2 separate regions of the Mus musculus genome follow, and region 2 is linked to region 1. The links are chromatin loops, found by intact Hi-C in ENCODE. Cell type or tissue: left cerebral cortex. All regions are shown on one strand.

What was found. Hi-C counts contacts between places; a loop is a spot of excess contacts. Peaks named below come from ENCODE experiments on the same cell type or tissue, not always from the same donor. Only the 100,000 strongest peaks of a DNase experiment are listed, where the experiment ranks them.
Region 2: a loop joins it to region 1, with 4 times the contacts of the local background. A loop is called at or near these places in 2 of 42 quality-filtered maps.

The regions. Positions count from the first base shown.
Region 1 is chrX:10,291,043-10,293,542 of GRCm38, forward strand. The region is part of intron 4 of Otc (ornithine transcarbamylase); the gene reads left to right. Among named protein-coding and RNA genes, the nearest start is that of Otc, 40 kb to the left of the region's middle. In left cerebral cortex, no CTCF peak of the experiment used is centred here; DNase peaks (open chromatin) are centred at 1,256 and 1,653.
Region 2 is chrX:10,231,688-10,234,187 of GRCm38, forward strand. No RefSeq gene overlaps it. Among named protein-coding and RNA genes, the nearest start is that of Rpgr, 16 kb to the left of the region's middle. In left cerebral cortex, a CTCF peak has its summit at 1,533; a DNase peak (open chromatin) is centred at 1,538.

The sequences.
Region 1 (2,500 bases):
AAGATAAAGGTATCTGATCCCATTATAAATGGTTGTTAGGCACACTGTGAGTGCTGGGAACAAACCCAGATTCTCTGAAATAGGAAGAGTTTTTAACCACTGAGCCATCTTTCCAGCCCCAAGGCACTCTGCATAGACTGAACAGCCTTCTTCCATTTTTTAAATGTTGTCTGGCTTTTCTGACCAAGAACTTATACAGCTTAAGAGATCTCTTTCAAATGACTGGAAATTGGTCCTATTAAAATTCTTAATATTCTTCTATTTTAACATATATATAAAACTCATGGATTTTTAAAATATTTGAAAGTTTTAATACACACAGTTGTTATCCTTATGGATGTACATATCTTCCCATACTTGGTAAATGTGATATGTGTCCCAATTGGCTCAGTTTGAAACAAACTCCATCCCTCTTTGATGACAAGACATTCCAGAATCATCTCATTTCTTTAACAGGGCCAAGATTTCACTATTATTGTAAAAAGCTCTATGCCTCTTTTGATAAGTTTTAAAATCATATTCAGGAGAAATTTTCTTAATGCCATGCTGAGGCCTTGCCTATGGTAAGTGAGCACCCTTTCACTGAGCTATAGCCTTAGTCTGCCCTGCCCCCACTCCCTCTTGAGACAGTTTTGGTCCATACTGCTTGGTTGCCTTGAGATCACTGTGCAAACCAGAATGATCTTGAACTTTCAGCCAACTTCCTGCTTCAGTGTATTTTGTGCTGGTGTTACAGGCATGAACCGCCACCAGAAGCAGAAATATTTCTTTTGTTGATATAGCTATTTTCTGATTAGTATGGTAACACTCCCTTAGATAATAACTACCGTAAAGATATTATTGGAAATGATAGCACCACCATCAAGAACAGAGTCAGAGTTAATATTCGTTGTCCTATAGCATCTTCACATTGAAAGAATTCAACCATTCTTACCTTATGCTGTGTAGAAAAGAACCCAGGATGTTTGACATGTCAAACAGCTACACAAAATAGGATGGATAAATATTTTAATCTGTCTATATTTTTTGAAAAATTCCAACATTAGCTATTAAATATCTGTGGCACATTGTTGTTTGCAGGACATTTTAAATACAGGAAATACAGATTGTGCCAATGCTGTTTTGCTATAATTGTTGGTGGAGGCCGAAGAGCATCTGAGAACTTGCAGGAATCTACTGAAAACCAAGCAGAATTCCATTTCTATTCAATAGAAATGAAAAGAGACCAAAATGACAAATCTTTCCAGAGCCAGGAAATATTTTTAACTTGTCAGCCTTTCCTTTGTAACGAGTATAATCAAGCTCTTAAGATGTTTAAAGCTGGGGGTTTAAATGATGAGCCGCAGGAAGCCTCCAGCTCTAGCTGCAAGCTTGTAATTGTTTCCAATGAGAGGGCTTGTTTATATTTTTAAATGATCTTTATTAGCCTAAAAGCATAAAAAGAATGAATTTTCTTTGTCTAAAAATTTTAATCATGAAGGAACCAATGCTACAGAAAATAATATGCACTAATCACACAAAGCATCTTTAATATCTTTGTCGCCCCCCCCCCCAAGTGTTTCTAATGCAAAAAGCATCCTGGGAACTGCTTCACCCAGTTGGCCCAAATCATAGCTGTATCACTGGTTGCCGCCCCATTTGCAGCTTTTATGACTAAAGGAGGGCGGGGTGGTGCTTTTGATAAAGTTTGGCAGGCTTCCTTTTTTATGGTGTGTGAATGTACAAGGAACTATTTGTGAATACAGCAGCAGTGTTCTTTACTCTGTCATTTGCTTATAGGCATCTATTAACCATGCTAATTTATCAAACATTTACCATTCCTTTAAATATAATTCAGAATGCATTCTTCTAAATCACTTATTCTCAAAACGTGGTTACCAAAGCAAAAACATAAGCACCCCTTGGGTGCTTGTTAAAAGGAGAACTCTTCACTGTCAAACCAGACCTTCTGAATGAGACATCTAGCTGATGATGCTTTGCAAGCCCCCCTAGTGACTCTGCTGTGCATTGAGAGTTTGCATTTCTTTACCAATTTGCATGTAAGGGCTGACTGTATAGCTCAGTGGTAGTGCACTTGTAGCATGAATGAGGTCCTGCGTACACTACAAAAAGCACAATGACCCATATTGCATATCCAGTCAAATGTGTAAGACGTGAACAAAGCCCAACTCAAACATTTCCATATTGATTGCTAACTTAATCAAATGCTTTCAATACTTAATCACAAAATATTGATTGCAGAGTCAATTGATATTTTGATGATAAAACAGGCTATAATGTTTTTACTGCTTTCATTGGTATTATTTTTGTTTATCTTTATACCTCCTTTTTAAAAATCCTTTCACAGTCCCAGAATTAAAACATCGCTGGGATGTAGATGCCTTTGCATCCTTTCAAGGTTTTTGTAATTTGACCAGGATGGAAAGAAAAAAAATCTTCAGAAGACAGGGATACAATTTAAGTGGATTTTTAAGCACTTGATTCTGGTTAGTTAGTGAGA
Region 2 (2,500 bases), 59 kb before region 1:
TCTAGAGGTTAGTGATCTGTAAGTGATTCTATTAGAAAATATTGGCCCATGATTCAGTCCTAGTTTTATTAGACATGGATCACTGAACCCCTTCCATTACACCATGCTCTAATAAAACGGTGCCATTTTTGCAGTACCTGGAGCATTATTTTCTTATAGGCATAACTTATGCATCCAAATGAGACATTAACTGTCTTTTAGTAGGTCACACAGCGTAGCAGGGCTCTGATTGCTAAGAATGTTTTGACTCTTCATTTTAAACGGTTGCTGGAATATGAGATGTGTTCTGATACATTACAAAAAGCTGTAGGTATATAGCAGTGGTTCTCAACCTGTGGGTTGTGACTCTCTGAGGAGGGGGTGTCAAATAACCCTTTCACAGGGGTCACCTAAGAGGATTGGAAAACACAGATATTTACATTGAAATTCATAACAGTAACAACAATAAAATTAACTTACTGTTGGGGGTCACTACAACATGAGGAACTGTGTTAAAGGGTCACAGCATCAGGAAGGCTGAGAACTACTGGGGTAGGAAACACTTAGTCTTCCCATTTAAACACTGTTTTGAAAATAGAATTACTTTATTTAAAGTTTAGAAAACAAGGTTACTTTGAAGAATAATTTGAAGTTGAAGGTGAAGCTGATGGACACTTAAAACACTGTCATGAAGAAGCGAAGAATTGTGGTTTTGGTTAGGTGTTTTGTTTTTTGTTTTGTTTTGTTTTGTTTTTCAACTTGACACAAGCTTGAATCATCCAAGAAGGAGGAATCACAGCTAGGAAAACACATCTATCAGATTAGACTACAGGCAAGCTTGTGGGGGCATTTTATTATTATGGGGGGGGGCACCATTCCTGGGCAGGTAGTCCCGAGTATATATATAAAAAAAAGCAAGTTGAGCAAGCCAGAGGGAGCAAGCCAGTAAACATAGTTTCTCTATGGTCTCTCCTTCAGTTCCTGCCTCCAACTTCTTGCCCTGACTTCCCTGGGTGATGAAGTGTTATCAGGATTAGTAAGCCAAATCAACCCGCTCCTCCCCACATTGGTTTTGCATATGGTGTTTATCACAGTAATGGACAGAAAACTAGGACAGTAAGTAGGCATAGCTAAATGTTCTATTATTTGCTTTCTTCAACCAATGTAGACTGACTTGAACACTTCCCAGGGGAGTCGTCCCTCCCTGCAATGCTCATATAAGAGAACAAGTCTGATAGAAGCCAAGCTTTCCATTCATGCTTTGTTGTTATTTTCTGCCTTAGTATCCCAGGTGAGTTGTTTCTTCACTACTTCTTATTCTACATCTGTTTAATCTGGATCCAAACTTCTAATTTGCAAGACTGTGTGCTTTCAAATGAGAGGGTGTGAACAAATCTCGTACAGTGCCTGGCTTTCAGCAAGCTCTTTACATATTACTTACCTTGCTGCATGTCTTTCATTCCCATTACTTGGGTCTCATGGCCTGGTTTTCTAAAATCGCATGGCTTGTACAAGCTTTCATAATCAAATGGAGGCAGCCCTGCAGTTAAACTTGGCACATCTAGATGGAGCCAGATTAATAGCTTTCTCATGCTGCATCATTCCAAATACAGCACAGCTTTTCTTTTAGACAGCAAAGAACACTGGAGAGGAGACATCTGGAAAAACCTATGTGCTTTTTAAGCAGCATCATAGGATCAGGGAGGGGGAACCTAATGACTGTCAGACTTTTCAAAATAAATGTCCCAACTGTTGACCAACTGTATGTTTGTGAACACAAACCTCCTCTTGTATTAGCTATTAGTCATTGTCATTTATGACTGGAAATCAGGCTTTTAAAGCTTCTAAGTGTCAATTGAACTATTTTCAACTATGCTTTTGAGTGGCGTTTTTATTAACATATATTCAGTGAAATGACAGGTTTCATAAATGATGCTTTCATCCAAGTACATGATACACTTTGACCATATTCATGCCTCATTACTCTCTCTGCTCCCTTCCTCTCCTCTTGGCCACTGACGGCTTTTGCCCAAAAGGGTCCCTCAGATACATTCATTTTCATTTATAACCATTTACTTGAAATTTCACCTTTCATATTAATTCTGAGGTTTTGTTCCTTCTTGGTCCTCTTCCTAGGATGCTGTCTGCTGTGTTTCTTTATGGCAATATTAACCAAGAAAGGATGCACTCACATGAGCAATTTTAGATAATTTTTGAAAAAAAATTACTTAGAAATAGTTTCTTTTGAAGTTGGTTAGAACAAACAGAAAGCAATGGTGCTAGAACTCAGACTACTATCAGTGGGGCTGTTACTGCCATGTAGCCCAGAGCAATGAAGGAAGAGAGCATTGGTTGGAACCCAAAAGGAGAGATCCAAGGTGGGGCAATCTTGAAGAAAACAGTGCATCTGTATTAAGAATAGGTCAAACCAAGGTGTCAAGCAAAGAGTGGAAGAATCAGTTAGAATGTGTAGCTCCACTCCACTCTATTCTTCCATTCCCCTTCTATGACCCCTCCAGTG